7 separate regions of the Homo sapiens genome follow, and regions 2, 3, 4, 5, 6 and 7 are each linked to region 1. Evidence: chromatin loops called from intact Hi-C (ENCODE). Cell type or tissue: CD4-positive, alpha-beta T cell. All regions are shown on one strand. Region 1 holds the start of TRPC3 (transient receptor potential cation channel subfamily C member 3). Region 2 has its middle 7.1 kb from the start of BLTP1. Region 3 has its middle 41 kb from the start of IL21-AS1. Region 4 has its middle 7.2 kb from the start of BBS12. Region 5 overlaps BLTP1 (bridge-like lipid transfer protein family member 1). Region 6 overlaps IL2 (interleukin 2). Region 7 holds the start of BLTP1 (bridge-like lipid transfer protein family member 1).

What was found. Peaks named below come from ENCODE experiments on the same cell type or tissue, not always from the same donor. Only the 100,000 strongest peaks of a DNase experiment are listed, where the experiment ranks them.
Region 2: it touches region 1 in a loop (1.8-fold over the local background); 35 of 110 quality-filtered maps call a loop at or near these places.
Region 3: it touches region 1 in a loop (7-fold over the local background); 19 of 110 quality-filtered maps call a loop at or near these places.
Region 4: it touches region 1 in a loop (2.3-fold over the local background); 5 of 110 quality-filtered maps call a loop at or near these places.
Region 5: a loop joins it to region 1, with 29 times the contacts of the local background. A loop is called at or near these places in 29 of 110 quality-filtered maps.
Region 6: it touches region 1 in a loop (2.0-fold over the local background); 5 of 110 quality-filtered maps call a loop at or near these places.
Region 7: a loop joins it to region 1, with 3 times the contacts of the local background. A loop is called at or near these places in 35 of 110 quality-filtered maps.

What each region holds. Positions count from the first base shown.
Region 1 is chr4:121,948,578-121,952,577 of GRCh38, forward strand. TRPC3 (transient receptor potential cation channel subfamily C member 3) reads right to left here and starts at 3,483. Exons shown (of 12, transcript NM_001130698.2): 1 at 2,889-3,483. The coding sequence starts at 3,103. LOC102724158 (a long non-coding RNA gene) reads left to right here and starts at 2,405. Exons shown (of 3, transcript XR_427598.4): 1 at 2,405-2,492. RefSeq lists silencers at 1,694-1,803, 3,074-3,343. In CD4-positive, alpha-beta T cell, CTCF peaks have their summits at 1,788 (motif pointing right) and 1,989; DNase peaks (open chromatin) are centred at 1,804, 2,404 and 3,274; H3K4me3 peaks cover 2,336 bases; H3K27me3 peaks cover 1,015 bases.
Region 2 is chr4:122,143,224-122,147,223 of GRCh38, forward strand. No RefSeq gene overlaps it. Among named protein-coding and RNA genes, the nearest start is that of BLTP1, 7.1 kb to the right of the region's middle. In CD4-positive, alpha-beta T cell, no CTCF peak of the experiment used is centred here; no DNase peak of the experiment used is centred here; H3K27me3 peaks cover 213 bases.
Region 3 is chr4:122,576,312-122,580,311 of GRCh38, forward strand. No RefSeq gene overlaps it. Among named protein-coding and RNA genes, the nearest start is that of IL21-AS1, 41 kb to the right of the region's middle. In CD4-positive, alpha-beta T cell, CTCF peaks have their summits at 701 (motif pointing left), 1,718 and 1,924; DNase peaks (open chromatin) are centred at 720, 1,710 and 2,300; H3K4me3 peaks cover 1,091 bases; H3K27ac peaks cover 1,017 bases.
Region 4 is chr4:122,723,496-122,727,495 of GRCh38, forward strand. It overlaps a transcript of BBS12 not described here. Among named protein-coding and RNA genes, the nearest start is that of BBS12, 7.2 kb to the right of the region's middle. In CD4-positive, alpha-beta T cell, no CTCF peak of the experiment used is centred here; no DNase peak of the experiment used is centred here.
Region 5 is chr4:122,216,613-122,220,612 of GRCh38, forward strand. It overlaps BLTP1 (bridge-like lipid transfer protein family member 1), which reads left to right. Exons shown (of 88, transcript NM_001384125.1): 21 at 2,728-2,955; 22 at 3,721-3,858. Among named protein-coding and RNA genes, the nearest start is that of BLTP1, 66 kb to the left of the region's middle. In CD4-positive, alpha-beta T cell, a CTCF peak has its summit at 2,298; no DNase peak of the experiment used is centred here.
Region 6 is chr4:122,448,878-122,452,877 of GRCh38, forward strand. IL2 (interleukin 2) reads right to left here. Exons shown (of 4, transcript NM_000586.4): 4 at 2,593-2,985. The coding sequence ends at 2,875. Among named protein-coding and RNA genes, the nearest start is that of IL2, 5.8 kb to the right of the region's middle. In CD4-positive, alpha-beta T cell, a CTCF peak has its summit at 2,104 (motif pointing left); a DNase peak (open chromatin) is centred at 2,094.
Region 7 is chr4:122,150,188-122,154,187 of GRCh38, forward strand. BLTP1 (bridge-like lipid transfer protein family member 1) reads left to right here and starts at 2,144. Exons shown (of 88, transcript NM_001384125.1): 1 at 2,144-2,397; 2 at 3,838-3,925. RefSeq lists an enhancer at 1,435-2,236 and silencers at 2,059-2,248, 2,319-2,398. In CD4-positive, alpha-beta T cell, no CTCF peak of the experiment used is centred here; DNase peaks (open chromatin) are centred at 884, 2,114 and 2,734; H3K4me3 peaks cover 3,081 bases; H3K27ac peaks cover 3,028 bases.

The DNA of each region.
Region 1 (4,000 bases):
CCTCCGCACTAATGCCTCAAACCAACATGTCCAGCTAAATCTCACTGCTCCCCTATACATATCTATGTTCCAACCAAACTCAACTAATATTCCTTAAACATGCCTGGCATTTTGGGGAAAGAGAGGGCTTGAATTAAGTATTTACCTTGTCTCTGCTTCTTGTCCTATCTATCCTTCAAGGCCCATAAAGGTTTCCTTGATTTCCCCACAACTTAATGTTGTCCTTCTCTTCTTCGCACTTGACCCTTTATAACTCTTTGCGGTTTTTTTTTTGTTTTTTTGTTTTTGTTGTTGTTGTTTTTTTTTAAAACGGAACTGATTTTACTCTAATTTACAGCATAACTGCTCATGCCCAGTCTCATTCCCACCTCTCCCTCATGAGATTGTAAACTTCTTGAGTACAGGAAAGTTGTCATGCTTATCTTTGTGGCTTGCAGTACCTAGCCTACACTTTGCAAATATGCACGCTTGAGAAACGCTTGAATTGAGACTCATGAAAACTGCCTTCCAATATCTTTTTTGGAATTCATCACATATACTGAATAACTGAAACATTTTTAAAAAATGAGGCCGTCACTACAATGACATATTACTTGGTCCTAGGTTTGCAACCAATTGGGATGAAGGAAGTCTTGGTTTGAATCAGTGGTTCAATCAAGAGTTCTATCAACAGGTAAAAATAATCTTGTTAGTGATACAGCAGGTGACACTTTTCCTCCCAAGTCAGTCTATTTAAAATTTCCACATGGAATAGGGCAGCATGGAGCAGTGAAACCAGCAACAGAAGTACCCCGAGGAATTATCCTGGTAAAGGTGGGATTGTACCCTCAGCATCCTGCTCAATTTTAAATTCAGCTATGCTGTTCCGTCTCCTGAAATGACCCTGGGTATCCTTCTCGGAGTCCATCCTAGGGCTGTCGTGTTCACTTTTAAACAACAATAAATAAACACTGTTTATGAAACAGTGGCCGGATTCTCCTCAAAGGTGGAATAAACAGCTAATCTCTGTTACAGAGATCAAGCTAGTCTCCGATGTTACCAAGTGACAGGCCTGAAATAAACATGAAGAGCTTGCTGCCCTGCCTCTAGAAGAAACGTTTTTAATGTATATCTCCTTAAAAATGACTGGGTCTTCTTCTCGACCTCTACAAAATAAGTATACCACAACATTTACTTGCTGAATTACGTAAAGTTAGCAAACATATACAAAAGATGTTCTATTAGCAGTGAGACAGCAAGCCTACAATAGAATTTGCCCTAGGGTTTTGTGTAATTGACCTCAAATTTCGGAAGGCAAAGTGAATAATCTCTGCTCCGCCCTACTTTCTCAGATAAGAGTTCCGGTGTTTCATGTAGTCAGGATTTAAGGTTTTTAAAAAAGAAGAATTTTAAAAGGAATAAAAAAACAGCTACGTTATAAAAACCAATTTGGCAAAAGGAAAAATGGACAATGTTTTAAAACCTTAGGGAGACGGGGAAGTGAGCTGGTGGCGCTTTCATCCCAAAGGATATACCTTCCCTCCATTTCCTGGGCCGTTTCCATTCCACGCTTATCTTCAGCAATAACTGAACCACATCGGGATGCGTCGCTCATTTAAAATCAGAACTCTTCCCTATGGGATCTACTCCCAGCCACTGATTGTGTTCCTGTGTTCTACCGGCAGGTCCAGCCTGACCAGGCGCAGACTCTGCGCGCGCGGAGCAGCGCGCGATCCTGGGGATGCAGGGGTCATCCCGGAGGTCTCGGCCTCGGGCGGTGGGCCTCTCGCCGGCAGCAGGGGGCGCTGCAGAACCTCGGTCCCCATCCTGGAGAACCACCTCCCCGGCTCAGCCGGTCTGCGCCGCCCGCCACCATCCGACCCCAAGTTCTCTACCTAGTTCTGAGCGTTCTTCCTAAAAAAGACAGTAAACCCTGCGGCACTCCCAGTGTTACGTGACAGAAAAAATACAGAGCATCTCACCCTGTGAAACCGATCACCCTCTTTTTATCTTCTCTGCGTCTCGCACTGATTAAAAGCTGTCTCCAAGATTGGAAATTAAGAAAAGTTGCTCTTTCTCATGCATTAGCGCGCCGACCGCTCCTTCGTTTAGAAAGAGAGAGAGGGAAAGAAAGAAAGAGAAAAAGAGAGCCCGCGCGCCGGGGCGCGAGCCGCTGACCCTGCACCGCCTGGGAACCGCAGTCAAAGTTATCACTAAAGCGGTTCCCCGGCTGCCCGATGCCCACTCTCTCCCTCAGGGGACCCTATAGGGCTTCGGTTCCAGTTTTACCCCAAATGTGACTGAACCACAGAGAGACGAGGCGCCTGGGCAAACCTTCAACCCACACCCTGTATCGCACTGTCCCCTCCCTACTCCCCACTTCTCTGCCCCCGCCCCCGACGTCCCAGAGCGTCGGAGGGGACCCAAGTCCACGCTGGGACGCCCGGGAGGAGTTCAGGGTTCAAGTGCGCGCCTGGGTCTGTGCACATCTTCCCCTTCCTCGGCCTCCCTGGGTAAGCTCGGGACCCCGGGGTCCGTCTTCCAAGGGGTGCCCAGCCCTGGCAGCAGTCGTGCGAGCTCCTCGGCTCTAATACAGGGAGTGGCTGCTCGCCAGGATGCTTGTCTGAAGTCAGTGTGCCCGCCTGCGGGCTGTTCCGTGTGCTTGAGCCTGGACAGAGCCCCTGCCACGCACTCGGCAGCCCCTGTGTCCCTCCACCGCGCGGGACCGAGGGGGCGAGCCTCCGGCCGAGGTCTGTCCCCTCCAAATCACTCCAAATCGAACTGCCTGGCCGTACCATGTGGGTCTCGGAGGTCCCGGGCTCGACGTGGAGCCGCCCGGCGCGCGCCTTCCCGCCCCCCGCCCGGCACCGCCCTCCGAGGCGCGGGCCGCGGCCGGGCCCGGTACTCACAGGTCCGGCCCGTGGGAGAAGGGCGGCGGGCAGTAGCCGTGCGGCTCCCGCTGCGAGGGCGCCGAGCGCGGCTCCAGCCCCCCGTTGACGCCCCTCCAGCCCCGGCGGCGGCGCTGCGGCTCCGCGCCCTCGTCCTCGCCCTCGTCTTCCTCCTCCTCCGGCGCCGGGAAGGTCACCCTTGCTTGTTCTTTGCACTTCCTGACCTTGGTGGACATCGCGCCGGCTGCGGTCCGAGTGTGGGGGTGCCGGCTGCCGGCCTCCTCCGCCTTCGCGGCAGTGCAGTCTTCCCGCGGCGCCCCTTCACCACCTCCCGCGGCTTCCGGGGCCCCGGGCGGCCCAGGGCGGGAAGGCAGGAGCGGAGAGCGTCGCGGCCCGCGATCCAGCAGTTAGAGGCTAGCGCCGAAGCCGAGCTGCCGCCGCCCACCATCAAACCGTGGGAGCAGCTGCCGCGGCCGTGGCTGCGACGAGGAAGCCCGGGGCCGAGCGGGGCTCTGGTGCTGGGAGAGGCTCTCCAGCCCCGCGGCGGCGGCGATGCCTCCTCGGCGCCCGTCTCCTGTCTCCGACAGCATCACTTGCTAGGACAGCATCGTTACTCAGGGAGAAGGAGAGGGAGGGCGGGAGGGGGAAGAGGAGGGGGAGAATCAATTCCTTATCAGACAGAGCTGGAGAGGAAATCAGACAGACCGCAGGTGGGGAGTAAAGAAAGAGAAACTTCCCCTCCCCACTCTCTTTCTCTTCCAGAGGATCTAGGGCCCTTTTTGCATCTACAGAAACAAGTTTCCTAAGGAAGGGAAAAGGAAATCCACTGGCTTGTTAATTTTCCTGCAGCCAACTCTCCAAATTTGTCTCAAAAAGCATCACTTGTTCGTTGGGTTACTCCCGGTAAGACTTGGTTGAACCTACGGAGGTTTAAGTACCTTCCCCTGAGTGCCTTCGTACTCCATCCAGCCTGGTAATGTTTTAAACGTGCATGATGCTTCAGTTCTTTTAATGACTCTCAAAGGCGTCTAATAAGATTTATATACTTTCCAAGGAAGATTTTTCAGCGAAATGCAGTCTTCTTTTTAAAACACACTCACAAAAATTGCATTTTAGAATTCAAGACCAGTCAT
Region 2 (4,000 bases), 190 kb after region 1:
AAAATCCATCCAGCCACCCTATGTATTTTGGTTTGAGAGTTTAGTTCATTTACATTCAGTATTATTATTGATAAGTCAGGACTCACTCCTGCCATTTTAAACAATTGGTTTCCTGGTTGTTTTGTGGTCTTCTGTTCCTTACTGTCTTATTTTTTGTGAAGGTGATTTTTTCTTGCTGTATGTTTTAATTTCTTCCTTTTTATTTTTTACATATCTGTTGTAGGTTTTTTGATTTGAGGTTACCATGAGGCTTGAAAATTACATCTTATAACCCATTATTTGAAATTGATGGCAACTTAGCCCAGATTGCAAAAACAAACTAACGAAGCAAAGAAAAAACGAATACTAATTCTACAACTTTAGTTCATCCCTCCTGCTTTTTAACTTTTTATTGTTACTATTTATATCTCTTTATACTATCTATGTCTCGAAAAGTGTTTGCTGTTACTATTTTTACTAAGTTCTTTTAGTCTTTCTTTTAGTATACAAGTAGTTTACACACCACTATTACAGTGTAATAATATGTTTATCTGTGTACTTACTATCACCAGTGAGTTTTGTACCTTAAGATGATTTCTTATTGCTTGTTAATGTCCTTTTCTTTCAGACTGAAGAACTCTGTTTAGCATTTCTTGTAGGACAGGTCTGGTGTTCATTAATTCCCTCAGCTTTCACTTATCTGCGAAAGTCTTTATTTCTCCTTCATGTTTGAAAGATATTTTGCTGGACACACTATTCCAGGATAAAAGTTTTTTTTTTCCTTTATTACTTTAAATACATCATGCCACTCTCTCCTGGGCTGTATGGTTTCCACTGAGATGTCTGCTGCTAGACGTATTGGAGCTTCTTCTATGTAATTGTTTCCTTTTCTCCTGCTGTTTTTAGGGTTCTTTCGTTATCCTTGACCTTTAGAAATTTGATTATTAAATGCCTTGAAATAGTCTTATTTGGTTTAAGTCTGCTTAGTGTTTTATAACCTTCTTTAATTTGAATATTGATATCTCTCTCTAGGTTTGTAAAGTTTTCTGTTATTATGCCTTTGAATAAACTTTCTACCTCCTCCTTGAGGCCAATAACTCTTGGATTTGCCCTTTTGAGGCAATTTTCTAATATCTTAAATTCATGCTTTATTCTTTTTTTATTCTTTTTTTGTCTTCTCTGACTTTGTATTTTCAAATAGCCTGTTTCATGCCCACTAATTCTTTCTTCTGCTTAATTTTGCTATTAAGAGATGCTGATGCATTCTTCACTATGTCAGTTGAATTTTTCAGCTCCAGAATTTCTGCTTGATTCTTTTTAATTATTTCAGTGTTTTTGCTAAATTTATCTGATAGGAGTCTGAATTCCTTCTCTGTGTTATCTTGAATTTCTTTGAGTTTCCTCAAAATAGCTATTTTGAATTCTCTGTCTGAAAGGTCACATATCTCTTTTTCTCCTGGATTGGTGCCTTAGTTTGCTTGGTGAAGTCATGTTTTCCTGGATGGTCTTGACGCTTGTGGATGTTAGTTGGTGTCTGGGCATTGAAGACTTAGGCATTTATTGTAGTTTTTGCAGTCTGGGCTTGTTTGTTCACATCCTTCTTGAGAAAGCATTCCAGGTATTTGAAAGGACTTGGGTGTTGTGATCTAAGTTTTTGGTCACTACAGCTATATCTGTATTAGGGGCCACACCAAGCCCATTAATGCTATGACTCTTGCAGACTCACAGAGGTACCACCTTAGATAAGATCTGGGAAAATTCTCTGGATTACTAGACAGAGACTCTTGTTCTCCTCTGTCACTTCCCCTACTAACTCCCCAAAATGGAGTCTCTGTGTGTGTGTTGAGATACTTGGGATTAGGAGAGAGGTGATACAGGTACTCCTGTGACCACCATACTGGAACAGTGCAGGGTCAGACCTGAAGCCAGCATAGCACTGGGTGTTACCAAGGCCAACGGCAACCACTGCCTGGCTACTGCCAATGTTCACTCAAGGTTCAAAAGCTCTTCAGTCAGCAGTTAGCCAATGTAGCCATGCTTGTGTTCTTCCCTTCAGGGCAGCAAGCTCCCCTCTGGCTCAGGGAAAGTTCAGAAATGTCATCTTGAGCCAGGCTCTAGAGTCAGGAACCTTAGGAAGCTACTTGGTGCTCTATTCTACTGCAGTTGAGCTGGCACCCAAGACACAAGACAAAGCCCTTCCCACTTTTTTCTCCCTTTCCTCATCCGGAAGAAGACTCTTCTCATGGCTACCACCATCCCAGGCCCACGACGAGTACTACCTGGCTACCTTCGATATTGACTTAAGACCCAAGAGCTCTTCAGTCAGCTTATGGTGAATGCTGCCATGGGTCTCTCCCTTCAGGGCAGCAGGCTCCCCTCCGGCCCAGGGCAGGTCCAGAAATGCTGTTCAGGAGCCAAAGCCTGGAATTGGGGACCACAGGAGCCTGCTTGGTGCTCTACCCCACTGTGGCCAACCTGGTACCTGAACTACAGAACGAAGTCTCCCTTATTCTTCCCCCTTCTTTTCTCAAGGAGGTGTCTCTCCCTATGTCCACCACAGCTGGGAATGTACTGGTTCACACTAAAGCCAGCATGTCTCTGAGTCTCACTCAGTGAGTACTACCTTATTATTATTGATGTTTATTCAAGACCCAAGAACTCTTTGGTTAGCAGGTGATGAATCCTGCCAGGACTGGGTCCTTCCTTCAAGACAGCAGGTTTCCTTCTGGCTCAGGGTGTATTTATTATGCCCCCCTGGGAGCTAGGGCCTAAAATGGGGACTTCAAGACAGCCTGTGCCATATTCTACTGTGGCTGAACTGGTATCCAAGTTGCAAGACAAAGTCCTCTTTACTTTCTCCTGTCCTCTCCTCAAGTGGAAGGGAAGAATCTCTCCCGAAGCTGCAAGCTGCACTGCCTGGGACTGGGGAAGGTTGACACAAACACCCCCTTGGCCTCCCCAGCTGTTGTCTCAGTAGGATGCATGCACCCCAAGTCCACTGGCTCTGAGTGTAGCACAGAACCAGGACTTGCCCAGGAATTGTAGTCCCTGTGGCCTAGACTGCCTATTAAGTTTATTTAGGACTCCAGAGCGCTTTAGCCCATGGTGGAGAGGCTTGCTGGAACTCAGGTTCTGGCCGCTGGGATGGACAATTCAACTCTTGCTAGGGCTGGTCTAAATGCTCAGGTGGACATCAGCTGATTTCTGCCCTGTGTTGCTTTCCACTGTGACAGGGCATCACTGAATTCCAAAGTGAAGTCCCACAATCACTGCACTCTCCTTCCCCAAGTATACAGATTCTTTTTGCAGAAGATGTGGGAGGGGTGGTTTCATCGATTCAAGACTGTCTTTTCTACCGACTTCAGTGCTCTTTCCTTGATATGATGTTAAAATCAAATACTGTGATCACTCACCTGATTTTTGGTTTTTATGAAGGTGCTTTCTTGTGTGGACAGTTCTGGTGTTCCTGAGTGGGGAATGATCACTGGAGGATTTTATTCGGCCTTCTTACTGCACTCCTCTTCCAGTCAACGTATACTAACAATAGCAGTTGTTATAATGATTATTTCAATCAGCAAATATGAATATGCAGTGTTAGTCAAAAATGTAATGTCCTTTAAATATAACAGATGTTTAATTATTGCATCATACTTTAAGTTGAGAAGTATAGGCAGTAACTGCGAGCACTAGATGATGGTAACGTTACTTTTAAAGTATGGTTCATTTAATGGAAATTCAAATAAAGTATGTGGTAGTTCACATTCAAATGCAAGGTGTGACATTTATTGGTTTTTAAACATTCTTTAACATGTTTATTTTAATATAATGTTGTATTATCTGAAGCTAATTGTTTCTTCCTTCCTTTATTTAATAACCATTTATTGAATGTTTACCTTATACAGGACTCACTGCTAGGCCTAAATACAAAGATCTGTAAGACATAATTCCTTCCTCAGAGAATTTACAGTCTAGTATGGAAACAATAGGTATTTCAAAACAGAAAAATTGGAAACCATCATGA
Region 3 (4,000 bases), 630 kb after region 1:
CTTTCTTAAAATGAAAGTGAAGCAAATACTATGTCCACATTTATGAGTAGGCTCCTAGTGATAATGGAGCAAAGCAACTAGCCCTCAGGCAGGGCCTGGTAAGGTCACCATGCTTCACTCAGCACCTGGAGTCTCGCATAGCAAGCTCAGATGTGCCAGTTTAGAGGGTCTGACTCACATTAACCAATTCACAATATGCTGATCAGTTCCCAGGGTCTTTATAATAAAGCGGGAAATTACTCAACAGACTGGATATTTGTAAGTATGTAATTTTTACCAACAGGAGAGTGGCTTCCTTTAAAGTTCAGAGAACCCCTTATTCTGTAGTCCTCTCACAACACTGTCTGAAAGGGCTAATTCTAAAAAATATCTCATCATCCAAACTTTGTGGCTGGTACCCTAAAGAGGCCCTGGTTGAATGCAATGACGTCTGGGCTTCTATTTTGATGTACATGTCACAGCACTATGTCCTAAGAGACATGTTTTAAAGAGGCCTGAGAGAATCGAAGACAACCTATTCATAAAAACATTGATATGAATATAGATGTATAAATGTGCACATCACCATAATGTGAGTTTAAAAGTAGAGAGAAAAAACATCATGGAGAAAAACAAGTTTTTAAAGCACAATATACAGAATAATTTTACAACTAAAACTTTGTGGCCTAGAGCATCAAGCCTGTTAATTCGTCATTTCTTTATCTGCATTGCCCCCCAGTGGTAAAATGGCATTAGTCCTTTGGAGAAATTAGGTAGATTGAGAGTAAAGGAGACAGGCTGGAACAAGAAAGAGGCAACAGTTCAGATTAAAAAATAAAATAGAAAAGAAGGAAAGTTTTTGTTTCCTGGAGCAGTAATCAGGAGAGTTTGGCATGAGAATGTTGGGGAGAGCCCCTGGCACCTGCAGGAGCAGCTTTTGCTGCCCATGGACATTGGTTAGGTCTCTTACATTTCTTAGAATTGACGAGGTTTTGCTTTGCTTTGTTTTGCAGGCCTGTGTAGGGTGGGTGTTGTGATACTGAGTCACATTGCTCAGCCACCACTGTACCTACCCTGTACTCCCCATCATCTCAGAGAAATGTGGCCTAGGAAATTGGATGACATGGTCCATAGTATGCATTTAGCAGAGGAGATGTTGGCAGAATAGCTTAGTGGCCCAGAAATGCAGGGCATTCTACCCTTTTTAGCTACCCTGGGGACTCACAGACAGACGAGGGCCTTTTAAAGAGGGTGTTTGTTTATAATTTATGTCCATCTATTTTCAATGAGACAAGGAGAGCTACAATGAATATCACAGTCAAATGGACATTAGAAAAATAAAGATGGCAAACTAGAAACAATCTTGAGGAAGGAGCAGAAACAGTACAGGGACTTTGGCACAAGGTGATTACCACAACTAAGCATTGCATTTAGTTCTAAATTATGGCTAATGCAAACTGGAAATGCAGGGAATTATATAGTTTCCATTGCCTGGAGCAAGAAAACTTAACTGATCTTCAGAGATACACAGTTCTTGGCATTATATGACAAGAGGAATTCCAGAAATCCTAGATCCATAAATAAATATTGCTATTGAAAATTGAAATATTGCATTCAATTGCATTGAAACTATCCAAATGTATAGTTGATTCTCTTCCATGAGAGCTTGCAGACCTGTTACTACACCTAGTTAGTTCCCCTAACCTCTGGTGAGACCTCTAGTGGGCCATGGAGTTACTGCAAAGTGTCCGTGAATCTCGATTCTAGAGGGATCGTTTCAGTAGTGAAAAAATGTTTTGTGCAAATAAATGTACCAATATTTTTCAAAAATATTTAATATGAAGATTATTATAACTAGTAAAATATAAATTTATTTAAAAGAACTACTGAATTCACATTAGCTTCTAGTTATTACAGACTTTCTTAATTAGAGTCTACTAATAATGCCATTATTTTAAAATTGTATATTACAAGTAGGTCCTTGTGCTTGTAAAGGTTGTAAACCATCACTGGTGCAGACTATCTAGATGGTGTTATTAATCTAAGCGGAGAGGGCAGACACTGCCCACCCCTCCTTAATCATACTCTCAATAACTTTTTCATGTTCTATGATGAGCTCCAAGGAAGGCACTTTGTGCTCGGATGCTCTGGGGCTTTGCTCAGTAGTTAGCTTTGTGGTTTTAGGAGGCCCAAGAGAACTTCAGGGCTTTCCACTCTGAGCACTTTGTTCAGGAAGCTTAAGAGACTTGTTGTGGTTTCGGAAATGACATGCTTGAAGTTGGAGTTCGCACAAACTACTGCTCCTGCTTAAACAGATGGTAGGAAGAAAGACAGCCATAGGGGCTGGTGGCCTGAAAACCGAAGCTGTGGTTGTCTCCACAGACAACTGTTCTTCAACAAGCTTGCAATTAATTGCTCCACAGAGACATACGCACTTCTTTCATGTGGGCAAAGAAAGAACTTTATCAGACAAAAAGCCTCATTTCTCTTAAAACGGGATGAAGGGGAGGAAGTTAGGCAGTCAATCGGGGCAGATTTTACAACACTGAAAATCACGTTTTTGTTGAGTTCTCCCTTAACATATGGGTGACTCCATGCTGCTATAGATGCTTCGTAGATATTTGTGTTACTGTCAACTGCTGGCTGATAACTGCCATAAAGCCCCTAGAGAGGGGGAGGCAGAGCTCCCTCAAGCAAGCCTAAAATCTTAACCTACTGTGGTCTAACTCAACCAGCTTAACTTGGCTGTCTGGGGACAGAAGCTGATGGCAACAAGATTTCAAAAGTAAAATGGGCATGTGCAAAGCCTTGTAAGAAACAAAGTATTTCAGCCTCACCTGATGCAGTGGTGCCATTAAACAAGCTACCAAATCAGCATCGCAAAAACAGACTGGCATATTTGTTAAATATAGTACCAAGGTCACAAATAGTTTTTAGTTATAACTTTAAATTTATATATAGACACATATAAATTTGAATGTCTAGACAAAAATGCCTCTCCCACAGTCTATCATGGCTCCTAAGTTATACCATTGGAAATTCATTGATTTGAGCCAAGAGTCTTTTCTATCTCAGAATGTGAACATTCTGGTGGATGTGTCTGGTAGAAATGGGGAAAATGACACACATCTGAAGATGGGACAAGGTGCCAGTAAGGAAAATAGAATGATAAAGGAAAATAAAAGGTAAGACAGATAGTTCTCACAGCTTGGAATGTTTGGAATCTATGGTCAGAAACAAGGTGGCCAAAGGCAAAAATCACAAACTGGGCAAGGTTCTGCCGGCTTGTGGCCCAACCTCTCAGCTCCCCTCCTCTTCCCTGCCAGGCCCTCCTCCCCTTTGGCAGACTTGATCTCAAGCTTTAAGCTCTTTTTTACCCTCTTTGCTTTAGCAAACCTATCATATAAAGCGCACTGAACCAAGGAAACACACATTCACATCTTGATTCTTTGGCTAAGACATTCCATCTCTTTCCATCTTTCTTGTAAAATATGGTTATTACTATATATTTATATAGTATATATATATATGCTAAATATATATTATATATTTATATAGTGTATATATATGCTAAATATATATTATATATTTATATATAAAAATATATTTTTTCTTGCATCTTAACATTACTGAAGTCTGGAAACATTTTTAAATGAGTACCTTTTTTTTTGCACTTTCTCACAGGTTACTGTGAGGGCTGAATGTGCAAAACTTTTTCTAAAGTGTTGCCAATGTATAACCGTAGACAAATAAAATGCCCTGAGATCATTCCCTACAGCATCTGCTGTCTATGGAATGATGGTCCAAATGATTGCCAGTGACATCTCACAGGTTCCTACACAGCATGCACATGAGGACTTATAAAGTATAAAGGCTGCTGGAAGATGAATGTTGGTCTTCTGGCAGATGAAGAAAGAGGAAGGTTTGAGGACAGGCCAGCCATGTGGTGCTTCTCAGTATACCAGGTGGATAATCCTCACTCTTATTCCTGGGCTATTCTTCAGCAATTTTTATAGTATAG
Region 4 (4,000 bases), 770 kb after region 1:
AATATGAATTTTTATCCATTCTGGAATGAAAGCAAGAACTGAAATTGGGTGTTGTGGCCTCTTTGATGTGTTTGTTATCAGTCTGTCTTTGGAGTTGCAAAAGTTCTGTCAGCACAAACCATAAATTTTCCCCACTTCTGATACTACCTGAAACCTGGCAGGTGGTTAATTTCATTGCCAACAATCTGCTTATTGCAACTAAAATATAAATCAGAACTCCAGGACATCTATACTAAACAACAGCTTAGAGGAAGAAAGTATTTGAGTGGCAGGTTCAGGGTGGCAGGAACTGCAAAATGGGATGTTTAAAAAAGTTCTTAATAGCCCTCTCATTGGTGAACTAAAGTCCCCATGATATCTAAGCTACAGAAAGAGGCAGCAAACTCACTGAGTTTCAGATGCGTGTGTGACAAGCAAATAGTTATAAAAGAGCATCACCCTAATAGATGATATTGCTATTTTAAATATGCCATCATGTAATAAGTCTATTTAATCTCATCTTTATTTAATATTTGATAGAACTCTTAGTTGGTTCCTTGTATATCTAGCCATTCAATAGGGGAGAAGTTAACACAAGTCTCAAGATGGAGGACTATAGCAGTAATCTATTGCTGCATAACTGTCCCATAACTCAGTAGCTTAAAATAATTGTTATTGCACAGTTTCTATAAATCAGAAATCCAGGGGTGGCTTCACTTGTTCCTCTGCTTCAGGGTCTCTCACTTGTTGTAATCAAAGTGTCAACTAGAGTTGTACTATCTCAAAGGTCAACTGGAAAAAGATCACTTTCAAAGCTCGTTCACATGGTTGTTGGCAGAATTTGGTTCCTCAGGAATGGTTGGAATAAAAGCCTCTTAAATTGTCCATATATTGATGAATTTGATCTTGCTCTGAAAAGAGGAGGAGAAACATAGAGAACTAGATATGCTTGAATTTGTTTTGGAATTAAAGCAAGTAAATTCTGTGATCTTTGACTAAAATTCTCCAACCCTTCTTATCTGACATATAAGATACAGTCTCAGACTCTTACCTTATCTGCCTTTACCTGACTGTGAAACCATAAAATAGTTATAATTTTCCCTTTTTTAAATAATAAAATTTATAAATTTCAACAGTATTTTGAGTAGGGAAGCATTTTGAGATGTAAGCACTCTATCAAATTCCAACTTATCTACCATAAAAGGGTCAGTTTCTACAAGGCAATCACAAAGTCCTGAATATGTTCCAGAATAGCTCAAGAGTTCTGTCCTGGTCTTTGATTTTTGTGTTCTAGTAATATTCCCAGGGCCATTCTTAGGATTTGAGGCATTTTAATTGGGTATACAAGAAGTTATCCCTAAAACACAGAGGGATAGATTTAAATAAATAGATCCAAAACTTACAAAACTTTCCCTTACTCCAGTATGGGCTTAAATCCAGATCATCTCAACTAAAAGGTAAAGATGATTATGTTTCAAAAGGAAAATTCAATGCCATGATTTTTTTTTAAATATCCTTTCTTTTTTTACTCTTAGAATTAGGCTACAGTCTGGTAAGAGTCATATGGCCATTATGAGACTAAATACTGTTAAAAGACAAAGCATTGCCATTTTACTGTTACATAGCACAAATATCTGTAGAAATCATCTCATGAAGTAAACTTAAAATGTAGAGGCTTGGGTAGAATCAATATTGTGAAAATGATCATACTGCCAAAAGCAATCTACATATTCAATGTAATTGCCATCAAAATACCACCATAATTCTTCACACAACTAGAAAAAACAATCCTAAGATTCATATGGAACCACAAAAGAGCCCGCATAGCCAAAGCAAGACTAAGCAAAAAGAACAAATCTGGAGGCATCACATTACTGGATTTCAAACTATACTATAAGCCCATAGTCACCACAACAGCATGGTACTGGTATAAAAATAGGCACATAGACCAATGGAACATAATAGAGAACGCAGAAATAAACCCAAATACTTACAGCCAACTGATCTTCGACAAAGCAAACAAAAACATAAAGTGGGGAAAGGACACCCTAATCAACAAATGGTGCTGGGATAATTGGCAAGCCACATGTAAGAGAATGAAACTAGATCCTCATCTCTCACCTTATATAAAAATCAACTCAAGGCCATGTGCAGTGGCTCTTGCCTGTAATCCTAGCACTTTGGGAGGCTGAGGTGGGAGGATCATGAGGTCAAGAGATTGAGACAATCCTGGCCAACATGGTGAAACCCCGTCTCTACTAAAAATACAAAAAATTAGCTGGGTGTGGTGGCACGAGCCTGTAGTCCCAGCTCCTCAGGAGGCTGAGGCAGGAGAATCGCTTAAACCCAGGAGGCAGAGGTTGCAGTGAGCTGGGATCATGTCACTGCACTCCAGCCTGGGTGACAGAGCAAGACTCTGTCTCAAAAAAAAAAAAAAAAAAAAAAAATCAAGATGGATCAAGGACACAAATCTAAAACCTGCGACTATAAAAATTCTAAAAGACGACATCGGAAATACCCTTCTAGACAATGGCTTAGGCAAAGACTTCATGACCAAGAACCCAAAAGCAAATGCAACAAAAACAAAAGGTAAATAGGTGGGACTTAATTAAACTAAAGAGCTTCTGCACAGCAAAAGGAACAGTCAGCAGAGTACACAGACAACCGACAGAGTGGGAGAAAATCTTCACAATCTACGCATCCAACAAAGGACCAATATCCAGAACCTACAAGGAATTCAAACAAATTAGCAAGAAAAAAAACGATGCCATCAAAAAGTGGGCTAAGGACATGAATAGACAATTCTCAAAAGAAGATATACAAATGGCCAATAAACATATGAAAAAATGCTCAACATCGCTAATGATCAGGGAAATGCAAATAAAAAACCACAATGCGATACCACTTTACTCCTGCAACAATGACCATAATCAAAAAATCAAAAAATAATAGATGTTGGTGTGGATGCGGTGAAGAGGGACCACTTCTACACTGCTGGTGGGAAGGTAAACTAATACAGCCACTATGGAAAAAACTGTGGAGATTCCTCAAAGAACTAAAAGTAGAAATACCATTTGATCCAGCAATCCCACTACTTTTCCCAGAGGAAAAGAAGTCATCATACAAAAAAGATACTTGCATATCCATGTTTATAGCAACAGATACTTGCACATCCATGTTTATAGCAGCACAATTCCAATTCGCCATTGCAAAAACATGGAACCAGCCCAAATGCCCATCAATCAACAAGTAGATAAGGAAATTGTCATATATATATAATATGGAATACTACTTAGCCATAAAAAGAAATGAGTTTATGGCATTTGCAGCAACCTGGATGGAACTGGAGACTATTATTCTAAGTGAAGTAACTCAGGAATAGAAAACCAAACATCATATGTTCTCACTCATAAGTGGGAGCTAAGCTATGAGGATGCAAAGGAATAAGAATGATACAATGGACTTTGGGGACTCAGGGAAAAGTGTGGGAGGGGGTGAGAAACAAAAAACTACAAATTGGGTTCAGTGATACTGCTCAGGTGATGGGTGCACCAAAATCTCACTAAAGAACTTACTCATATAACCAAATACCACCTGTTCCCCCAAAACCTATGGAAATAAAAACATTTTTTTAAAGAAAAAAATATAAAGGCTGAAACACAATGCAAATCAAAAGGCAAATAACAAATGGTACAATGCATGCAACATATATGACAGACAAAGATTAATCTCTTTTGTATATAAAATGCTCTTACAAACCAGTGATTTTTTTTATTTATTATTTTTTGGAGACGGAGTCTCGCTCTGTCACCCAGGCTGGAGTGCAGTGGTGCGATCTCTGCTCCCTGCAAGCTCCGCCTCCCAGGTTCACACCATTCTCCTGCCTCAGCCTCCTGAGTAGCTGGGACTACAGGTGCCTGCCACCATGTCCAGCAAATATTTTTTATTTTTAGTAGAGACAGGGTTTCACCATGTTAGCCAGGATGGTCTTGATCTCCTGACCTCGTAATGCGCCTGCCTC
Region 5 (4,000 bases), 270 kb after region 1:
TGTTTTTTCCTTGCTGATTTGTTTGAGTTCCCTGTAAATTCTGTATATTAGTCCTTTGTCAGATGCATAGTTTGTGAAGATTTTCTTCCACTCTGTGGGTTGTCTGTTTATTCTGCTGATTATTTCTTTTGCTGTGCAGAAGTTTTTTAGTTTAATTAGGTCCCGTTTATTTGTTTTTGTTTTCGTTGCATTTGCTTTTGGGCTCTTGGTGAAGAATTCTTTGCCTAAGCCAATGTCTAGAAGAGTCTTTCTGATGTTATCTTAGAATTTTTATGGTTTCGTGTCTTAGATTTAAGTCTTTGATCTATCTTGAGTTGATTTTTCTATAAGGTGACAGAAGAGGATACAGTTTCATTCTTCTACTTGTGGCTTGCCAGTTATCCCAGCACAATTTGCTGAATAGGTTTTTGTTTCTTATTTTGTTTATGTGATGTGTCACATTTATTGATTTGTGTATAAACCATCCCTGCATCCCTGGTATGAAACCCACTTTTCGCACTTTATGTTTTTGTATGCTTTGTCGATGATCAGTTGGCTGCAAGTATTTGGCTCCACTCTGGCTTTATTTTGGGTTCTCTATTCTGTTCCATTGGTCTGCGTGCCTGTTTTTATAACAGTACCTTGCTGTTTTGGTAATGATAGCCTTGTAGTATATAGTTTGAAGTCGGGTAATGTGATGCCTCCAGATTTGTTCTTTTTGCTTAGTCTTACTTTTGCTATGCAGGTTCTTTTTTGGTTCCATATGAATTTTAGGATTTTTTTTTTTTCTAGTTGAGTGAAGAATTACGGTAGTATTTTAATGGGAATTGCAATTAATTCATAGATTGCTTTTGGCATTATGGTCATTTTCACAATATTGATTCTACCCAATTGTTGAATAGGTTTTTGTTTCTAATTTTGTTTATGTGATATATCACATTTATTGACTCATCCCTTCATCCCTGGTGTGAAACCCACTTGATCATGGTGAATTATCTTTTTGATATGCTCTTAGATTCAGTTAGCTAGTATTTTGTTGAGGATTTTTGCATCTTTGTTCATCAGGGATATTGATCTTTAGTTTCCTTTTTTAAATGTCTTTTTCTGGTTTTGGTATTCGGGTGATTACTGTCTTCAAAGAATGATTTAGGGAGGACTCCCTCTTTATCTTTTGGAATAGTTTCAGTAGGATTGGTACCATTTCTTTTTTAAATGTCTGATAGAATTCAGCTGTGAATCCATCTGGTCCTGGGCTTTTTTTTGTTGGCAATTTTTAAAAATTACTTTTTCTCTCTCACTGTTTGTTATTCATCTGTTCAGAGTTTCTGTTTCTTCCTGGTTTAATCTAGGAGGGTTGCATATTTCCAGGAATTTATCCATCTCCTCTGGATTTTCCAGTTTGTTCACCTAAAGGTGTTCATAGTAGCCTTGAATGATCTTTTGTATTTCTGTGGTATCGGTTATAATATCTCCAGTTTTGTTTCTAATTGATCTTATTTGGATCTTCTCTCTTCTCTTCTTGGTTAATCTCATGGATGGTCCATCATTTTTTTTTGTCTTGTCAAAGAACCAGCCTTTTGTTTTATCTCTTCAAGTTTTTAATGTTGATCGAACTCACTTAGACATTTATGTTATTTTTTAAAAATTCAATGTTGGAATTTAAAATATAACCCAGTGTTTTCTGTTATATTTGTGCATAAATTTGTCCATGCTTCAGAATTGTATTATAAAGACAGTTATTAAGATTTCAAGCAGGTTTCAAGTGGCATCTGTAATTAGGAGGTGGACAGCAATAGGGAATAGAGGAAAAAGCACTGGTTTTGTGAGCCGGTAGGTTTGGGATTTAAATATTAATCCCCCTACCAATTAACTGTATGACTTTAAGCCCTTCAACATTATTTCCTATGAAAAGATATTATGTACTGATGTCCATAACTCTAGTCAGAAGATAATTTTGTCAATAACCAAAGTGCAGAATTTACCAAAATACTGTCTTGGTTCTAATATTTAACAGATATGCTGACAATGTTAACAGGAATATTTAACAACTTTTATTTACTACTGAGAGATCAAATGGCCAAAATTTAAATATAGAATCAATGGGAAAAAATAAATTAAATTGAAGCTAAATTTATATTTTCATGCAAAAGAAAACAGTAGTTGAAACACTTCTGCATAAAAAACCAGGATGAACTATGTGAAAGGAATTTTTGTTAATTGTTGGTAACACATGCCTTTATCTCATCAATAACCAAGATTGGATATTTTTATTAAAGCTGTTAAAACATGCCCAATAAATATTCCAACAGGAATATGTGAATTGTACTAGTTACCTAATTGAATTTAGCCAGACTGATTTTCAGTGAATTGCTTCCCCCAAAGGATGTCCTCGGTATTGCCTGAGAACTCTGAGGAGCAGTGATTGAAAACTGTTTAACCATGCAAACCTTCAGAGGTCTCTGAGGACCTAAATTACAAGGTTTTGCTGTAATTGGGGCAATGCCATGAAGTTTTTCTATAAAATAGGCTCTGTAACTTTTTGCATTTTTTGCTACTGAATATTTGCCAAGCAGCTATGTGTAAGTCTTAACATATGTTTTCTTTTGTATTTTAAGACAATAGGCCTGATGCCTTTTTATTAAATATAATAGGTTAAGGAAATGCATAATTTACAAATTTAGGCTCATAGGTGAAAATATATTTACATACCTCTTTTGACAGCAATTTGTGTTTTCTTAATATTTATAGGAAAACTACTTTGGGGAAGATGACATGTATATGGATTTTGAAGAGGTTATCTCAAGTCCTGTTTTGTCACTGTCAACATCATCCAGCTCTGGGTGGACTGCTGTTGGAATGGAAAATGACAAAAAGGAAAATGAAGGTTCAGCCAAGTCAATTCATCCACTTGCCTTGCGTCCTTGGGATATTACTGTACTTGTTAATTTGTACAAAGTTCATGGGCGTCTTCCTGTTGTAAGTGTTTACACATGAAAGTAGTCTGGAATATATTATAACATCCACCTGTGTATAGATGTGAAGCATTCAGCACACACTTAGAAAAAGAAAATCAGATTTAGAAACTTCTAAATTTATTCTTTTACTGTTATAAAACTCATGTATTTTCTTCATAATATGATTACTTGATCATTGGTAATTTTTATTTTCTATTTTTCTTCTAATTTAACTTTAGCTCCTTCTTTGCTATATGTGTAATGTCAGGACATCGTGTCATACATTGAGTTGTTGGGTTTATAATTAACCTGATGGGTGTTCAAGGACTTTACATTTTCTTAGCTTTTATCTCTAGACCCCAGACCAGTTTGGGGCCTTATGGTGGACCTGTTATAAAATGGAGTTTCTGGCTTGACCCTGGGGGTTGAATTATGTAGTTTGGATCTAGCACGGTATCCTGGGTCGCTCTAAGGACAACCTGTGGACCTGTTCTGGCTGACATGGAATGATATTAAATTGCCCCAAGAACCCAGGGACTTTGGTGCAGGGCCAGATGAGGTGTGTGTCCGGGTTGCAGTGGGGTGGTGGGGCCGGTGGCCCTCTGTTGCTTAGTGCAGCTAACGATCCTACTGAGGTACAGAATAGTTATTTTTCTCAGTAATCATAGTTTCTCTGTTTTTGAAAAACAAATTCTCTTAATCATGACAGATGTAATTTTTATTTTCCTATACTTCCTTACTTTTTGCCTTTTCTGCATTTCAACTGTGCTATTTCATTTGACTGTAGCATGGAACTACTGATGGTCCTGAATGCCCTACAGCTTTCTTGGAAAGACTATGTTTTGAAATGAAAAAAGGATTTAGGGAGACCATGCTGCAACTTATCCTGTCACCCCTGAATGTGTTTGTCAGTGATAACTATCAGGTAAGGTGAAAATGAAATATGGTGGAGACATAGAGATTTATTATTAATATTTATTGGGTTAAAACAATGTATTAGCTTCTGTGCATGGACTTTGTAGCTCTTTAAGTTGGAGACTTTTAAGTTAACTGTATTAAGAAGTTTT
Region 6 (4,000 bases), 500 kb after region 1:
TATATTCCATAAGCAGCTGATGGATCAGCCAGTGAACTGAGGGGAATTTATATGTAGATACATGGGTTCCTTCCCTGCAGGTCATTCCTTTATGGGGTTTTGTCACTTAAATTCCATCTACTTTGACAACCCTCAACTACTCCTGCCTCTTAACTCCTCATAGGACTGCCACTTCATTCCTTCATTCTTGGGTTCCATTTTCTTATGTCACAATTTGGAAAATGCCCTCAGGAAAAAGCAATAATGTCTGTTGTGTGCATTCCTTCTTTTGAGGACTGAAACCTGCAAGACCTGCCTGTATTGGTTGCTTTCATCACACAGGGAAACAGCTACTGCACCTAGGCCTGAAGAGAAGTATAGAGGAGTAGGTACTAGAACCTTGAAAGATAGGTAATAAAAGGCAACTTTGAGGGGAATTTCATCTTTGGTCAAGTGATACAGCTATCCCATGGTGATCTCACATTCACCTCTTACCAGGAATCCCATGTGGTCAAACTCAGCTAGAAACCAGAAGGCAAGAAAATACATTAATGTATTCCACACAATTTGACTTAGCAGGCTGAAGATCAGGATGGAAAAGGATATAGTGTTGTTTTTGAGGGAAAAGTAGAAGATACACGGTTCACACCTTCATTCCTCAGCATGTGCTCTCTTCCTTCCTTTGGGAAGAAGGTTTGTGTTCCTAGCAAAGGAGACACATGAAATCCCATCAGTTATTGTATCATTATAGGGTAATGTCAATTCAGCAATACTTTTCCTGAAATCTAAAATGTTAGGTATCACCAGTGTTCTTCACATAAAGAATAAGAGACGATGTCAAGTCCAACTTGACATAGTAAAGTATAAAAAATGGAGAAAAACAAAACTGCTCAAGTCTGTTCTCTGCCTCAATAGCTAGTCATGAAAATTGGTTAGTACAGCTGCATTCTTCCACTACCCTTTGCGTGTTCCCCTTTACCCTCTGCCATTACTTTGGTTGGGTGGCATTATTTACCTGGTGGTATACTCTATATCTCACTTCTGTGAAATCTGAGTCTTTGATGTTCTTGAATTTTAAGGATTGTTACAGTTTTCCATTGACCAATACTACTAAGGATAGAAAGCTAAGAGATTCCCCACTGAATTTCCTGAGTTCCAAATATAGTATTACCTATTGTGTAGTCGTTGCCCGGTTCTATAGAAGGCACTGAGTTTCCCCCTTTTCATCAAAATCAGTCACCCTGCTCAGTACGGTGGTCCTTTACGTGCTTGTTGGTTCAGCTATATGAAGAACCCCTAAATGGCCAAAAGGTAGTCTCAGCCATTTCATCAGTTCTCTGGTAGAAGTCAAGGCACCTGGTAGAAGAATGCCTCATTGAGCACTAAGACCTTAAAACTGACCAAGATAAGATTTAGTGGATGAGATGTGAAAAAAAAATCTTCCAAGTGAGGTATTTAATGAGAAGGGTCCCTTTTACTTCTACTCCTTGGCAATTTTGAAGAGAGGAACGACTTCTTCAAAGCTGCTGAAGAGGCATTCTGGTTGCCCATGTATGTTTTTAATTGTATGTTGATAACTTTTTTTTTCCTTTGTTCTCTGTCTGGGGTCATCATCATCAAAAGAATCTAGGTAATAATCATAATTTTTATAACTGTTGTTTCTGTAGCAACTAAGTGCCACAGCCATTTGACCTCACAACATCTTGCCATCTGTCTGCATTTCATCCCATTCTACCATTGATGATAAGTTCAGTAATTGCGATGCTACTACATTCCGTAGATTTCCCATGTCCTATTATCCTTGCATTCCTTGAATATATGAACAACCCAGTCCCAGAATCCTATTTTGAGGGTCTATTTTCTGGGGCTATTTCTGATACAATTACTGTATCTGAGTCCCAGCAGGAAATAGATGGCATACTCAATCAAAAGGAGGATTTAATAAAAGGACTATTTAAAAAGCTATGGTCAGAGTTCAGGGAAACTGCAAGGGATGGTACAAGTACCCTGGAGTTGCTAACAGCAAAAGTACCACCCTCCCTAGGCTTAAAGGGACAAGGGAAGATTACCAGAATCACTCAGAAGGAAAAAGTACCCAGAGTGCCACCTTGAGGTAATCTGGGTTCCTTGCTTGAGAGACACAGCCATCCTGGGTCTACTCCACAAGGAGGGAGTCAAGGGAATCTCTTATGTTCCTCATAGTTCCTACCAGCACTCCCCAGTGGCAGGACCCAATGGAAAGCCAAAGGGCAGGGAAGACCTTTGATATAGGCCATACAGGTGAGCCTCCTCACAGCACTGGGCAGGGTGTAAGATATTGGAGAATTCATAGCCACACCAAATCTATGAAGAGTTTCAAGAGTGTTTGTGTTTGGCATTTTAAGAAGAAGGAAAATATAATCTGCTAAGAGATGCCAGAACTAAGGGTCTGATCAGCCCTTGAAAGGACAAAGCAAGGGCTTTTGAGAAGTCTACATCTCTGTTCTACATATTTCTTCAGAGAAAGAGTGACTTTTGTAAGCATTTTAACCATCCTACAGTTCACACAAGTAACTAAGAAATATTTAAATGCTTACTCTGTGCTGTTTCCAAAATAACAAATATCCAGGCTTGTTTATATTTATCAAATTTATTAAATAGTTTTACTAACCAATCTACATAGATACTATATTTAACATTCAACATAATAATAAATATTTTGGGATAAATAAGTGAAACCATTTTAGAGCCCCTAGGGCTTACAAAAAGAATCATAAAAGATCCATATTTATAGTTTTAAGATTAAGAATAATAGTTACAATAGGTAGCAAACCATACATTCAACAATAAATATAAAATTTAAATATTTAAATAAATAGAAGGCCTGATATGTTTTAAGTGGGAAGCACTTAATTATCAAGTCAGTGTTGAGATGATGCTTTGACAAAAGGTAATCCATCTGTTCAGAAATTCTACAATGGTTGCTGTCTCATCAGCATATTCACACATGAATGTTGTTTCAGATCCCTATAAAAGAAAAATGTTAATTTTTTAAAGTACAGAGTAGTTTACCTTATATACAGTTATTCCCAATTGAAGTCTTATAGGCCTGTTGCCTTTATTTTCAAGCTTACCAAACATATTAATTATTCACATTTTCTTGAAATGATCAAAATGAATGCCAAAATTACATATTTTGTTATGATACCAAATGATAGTAACACAGAAGCTGAGATTTTCCTCATTTGTTAATTCAGTCAATGAACACAAAAATTTTTTCCCTAAATTGGGTGCAAATAAAGATTTAAATAAAAATAGATCTAGACAAATATTAAATGCTGGATGTGAAATAAACTTGATCGCTTTTCCTCTGAATGTACACCTATATTTGTGTAAGTTAAATGTATGAATTGATATGCACATTATACTTTCTTCTTTTCTAAATCTTGATTAGAGTCTCCTATTTTTCTACTTAAGTGAATCTCCTTATATTTTCCCCAAAGCAGAACAGAACTACACTAGAGTAAGCTAGGACATGCTTCTGTTTGGGATAAATTTGTGTGAAGAACATCTTCATAAATACTTACACCTATCCCTACCCCATCATAGTATCAATGCAGGTGAATTTGCCAACTTTTAAAAGTTTAAACATTAGAAATTTTGTTCTGTGGACTGGCTTTTTAGAAATTAGGCTTCTCTGCTGAAAGGAGCTATTTAAACGCTTCCTCTAGTTGATAAGCTAAGGAGGAAATATTTTGATATATAGTGAGATTTAAAAGAGAGCTTTTCAAATTTGAAGTGATTCCTACCCTGGGAACAAAAGCAGGTGAGATAGAGTGTTCCCTTTAAATAAGTATTCTCTTTTAAAAAACTGTTGCAGTGTTCTGTATCCTCTTAAGCATAATTGTTTAAATATTGTCATATCTTGGGATTTTTTTATTTTAAAAAGTGTTTGGCTTTTGAAACACAGTTTTCAGATTTTTGCATGGTTTTGTCTTAAATTTGTATCAAGAGTTAAGAATGAGTTTTCTGATGTTAATTA
Region 7 (4,000 bases), 200 kb after region 1:
AGATCACACTATTGATATAGATGACAATTTGGATACAGTTCAAGTGAATTATGTAGAGTGAAAAAAGCCTGTTCCTAAAGGTTACACACTGTACACTTTCATTTATATAACATCCTCAAAATGATAAAATTACAAAGATGGAAGACAGATTACTGGTTGCCAAGAGTTAGGGTTGTTATATGGGGAGGAGGGGTGGGTGCATCTATAAAGGGGTAGTAAAAGGGAGATCTTTGTGGTGATAAAAGAGGTCTGTATTGTTTGTAGTGATAGTCACATGGAATTACACACGATAAAATGACATAGAGCTACATACAGACATTGTACTAATGTCAGATTCCTGGTTTTCTTACTGTACTATAATTATACAAGATGTAACTATGGGGGAAACTGGGTGAAGAGTACATGAGACCACTCTGAACTATCTTTGCAACTTCCTGTGAATTTATAATTATTTCAAATAAAAAGTAAGATATAAAAAATCACTTGAAGGCTTTCATCATTAGAGAAATTCTTCTTGGATTCAATGGAGACAGTTTCTTTGGCATCCTTACTTTAACGGCATGCTAGAGAAAAATGAAAAATAGGTGGGAGACTGGAGAAGGCAGTAAGCCTTGCCATGCAAATTTAGTGAGCCATATGAAATGTCAAAGAGCATAATTATTTTCACAAGACTAAAGGCCTTTAGAATAGAGGCTTCTAAAATAAATAATTCATTTATACAATGTCGCCTAATGCATAGCTGTAGTTACAGGGTGACTCTTGATCACAGGGATGGAAAGGAAGTAGAGGCAGAAACTTCCAGATTCCCACAGTCCCCTCACACGGTTACAGAAAGGCCATAGTGAACTTCCTTCTCTCCTCTCCCCTCTGCTACAGTGCAACTTAGTTTCAGTTTAGTTTTTGATTTGGGGAACTTGAACCATCTCTAGGTAATTTCTAGTCCAGAGAACTTGTACTTGCACAATGTCCTTCTTGGGCAAAATCCGAAGTTTGGCTGTAGCAAATTTGAATCCTTGTGGTGGTTCCCTTATTACAAAACAAAGATTGACTAGAAATCTTCCAGATGTTGAAAAAGACAACTGAAATTAATTTCTTTGTAGAGGGGCAGAAATAAACTCTAAAGAGTTAATTGACATAAGGCCAGTACCAGTGTCCAGGTAGCAGAAGGAAGTAACTAAGACAGTGCATGCTTTTCTCCTTTTGGTTTTCATCCAGTCCTTCCATAAACCACTTCTGTCTGGGCCTCTATTTCCTTATATGCAATAACAGTTAATTGTTGTACCTCGTGTGTTTTCTGGCATTATCTTAAATTTGGTTTCATATCTGTTCCTTTTGAGGTGAGAGTGGAACAGCCATGTGGAAATATTAAGGTTGTAGTAAGTACCTCAGCTCCGGAAAGAAGTCAGAACTAGAGATTTAGACATTTGGAACTTCAGAGGCAGTATACAGTAATACTTTGGAGCCACATTTCTTGGGTCCAAACCCTGGTTCTCTAGCAAGTTATTTAACCTCTCAGTGTCTTAGTTTTTCAATTTGTGAAATGGAGATAAACGGGGATGAGAATAGCCTCACAGGATTTTGGAAGGATTAGTCAATAAGCCCTGCTAAACACTGTTTACTATTGCTAGTATATAGCGCAGACAAATAAATATCTGCGACATTCCTCTAATTCCAAGAAGTCGTTTGCCTTGGTTCACCCGCTAAATAATATTAAGAGCCTTTCTCTTTAAAAAGAGGAGCAGCAAATTACTTTTCATTAATATCATCAGCATAATAATAGACTTAGTTGAGAGATTCAGCGTGGCAGCACTTCACACAATCGAGCTCTCTTATTGATCATGTCATAACAGCATCTCTATTTCTTAAGGACTCATTTCACGTCATACACCCATCCGATGCTCCTTTTTCGTTAGCCTCCGTCTCCTAAGTGGGCTTATCTGTCTCCTGCTATCAGGAAGGCACTAACTTTTCCTTTGGGTTGTTAGGGTAGCAAAGTGATTTTCAAATTCAGGGTTCTGGCTCCTTCTGCAGCCCAGAGAGGAGGAAACAGGGCGGGACGCCGCCGGATTCCTGGGCAGGGCTTGAGTGGCGCACCTCGAGGCGCCGGCGACGCTGGCGTGTGACGTTGCTGCCTGACGCAGGCGCAGTGCCGCCCGGCCTCGGTTGGGACCCCTCCCCTCCTCCTCCGCCCCCTTGGGTGTCGGTGGCTGCGGCCAGGGTCTGGACCTGGGCGGCGGCCCCGGGCGGCGGGGCTAAAGGGTGTGGGCACCGGCAGAGCTTCGCAGGCTGCATCCGGCTCGGTGCTGCTGCCGTCGCCGCCCCTGCCGCCGCCCAAGGCCCTCGGCGTTCCCCGGAGAGAGGCCAGAGGGATTTCGGGCTGCCTCGGCACTCGCCCAGGTGAGGGGATGGGCCGGGCCAGACGGGGTTGAGGTCGTCAGCCCCTTTTTCCAGTGTCTCTGGAACTCAACCTGGTCGGAGTCTGAGAGCTTTGGCTTAGTAGTGGCTGCCTGCGGCGGCGACTCCTTCATATTCCTTTGCCATCCTTACCTACAGCCCTGGCACCTATAAACCGAGGGTTGGAGGTCAGTGGCAAAGTCTGGAAGGGCCATGGCAGTCGGATGGCTGGGGACTTTGATACAGGAGCAGTTCCTGCGGGTGATGGTAAGGCGCTCCACTTGCTGGTGTGTGGACTCGGCAGGAAGGACCGTGCACCCGCAGGCTCGGACTGCAGCCTTGCCAGCTGCACTGGGTTGTAGTAGACCCCATGCTGCTTAATATAGGGTCGGTTGACCGAGGGCGGGGAAGCCTTGGAACAACCCCCGCTTTCTTCTCTGGGATTGATGTGTTTTGTATTCTGAATTGGTGCTTGCTGCACTGCACTCTAGAAGACTACGTTTCAGCAGAATTTCCTATTGGTCAAAGGAAGGTGAAGAGAAGTTGATTTTTCTTCCGGAGAGTATTAGTTGTTGTCGTTTTTTTTTTTTTTTTTTTTACCTTCCTGTTGGCCTTAGTGTTGACGTTTGTTAAAGGTAAAAGTTCATGTGAATTTCCTTTTTAAGGAAATCATGGGCTTTATAACTGTCTAAGCGCCTGTAAGTTTCAACCGGTTTAGTGGTTTCTGCTTTCACCCTGTGCATAGCAATGAAGTTGTTTTATTCCAAGTTAAATATACAAAGTATAAAAATAGATGAATAACCAGAATACTTTGTAACTATTGAGTGGTACATATAATTATGTGCATATATTATCACATTTAATCATCAAAACAATCCTATAATGTAAAGTCTACTATTCCCATTTTCTAGATGAAAGAACAGAATAGACCTACAAAGTAACATGTTCAAAGTCAGAGCTGTGACTGAAACCAGGTAATCTGACTCGTTTGCAGTCCCTTAGTCAGTATGCCATACCAACTCCCAAGCACCCTGTGATTTTGCAAGATTTTCATTTGATAAAAAGTATGCCAGGAAGGACATTATGGCACTGTTCTTGCCGGCAAGGACCCAACAGTTTGAGAGAAACTTTCTCAATGTGCATTTTGAGTTATGTTTTAAACATAGGATTTGATCTCTAGGACCTTTGATTACCAAACTCATGCTCTTAAGTACAGTGGTTTTGGAGTCTTTGGAAGGCTTCAGTTTGGAAGTTGTAGTTTTATTTTATACTTAGGAGTATTTGTTGTTTGGAAACTTTAAACAAGGAAACGTAATATTGGACTAAAAGAGTTTCGTCCTGTTTGTGCATGATTAAGTAACGAAATCATATAATCAGAAATGGTTATGCTGCTCGTAAAGCCAGAATACCTTGTATAATTAGTTAAAATGCCATACTTTTCAGGTTTGTTAAGATGAAACACTGCAGAAAGGCTATCTGAAGAAAAGTAGAAGGAAAAACAGAACGTTGCAAACTCTGGAAAAAAACTTGGGTAAGTATTTTTGGCTAAGTTTTAAAAAGGTCAAATTTTCGGTTAAAGACTTTTTTTTTTTTTTTTTTTTTTTTT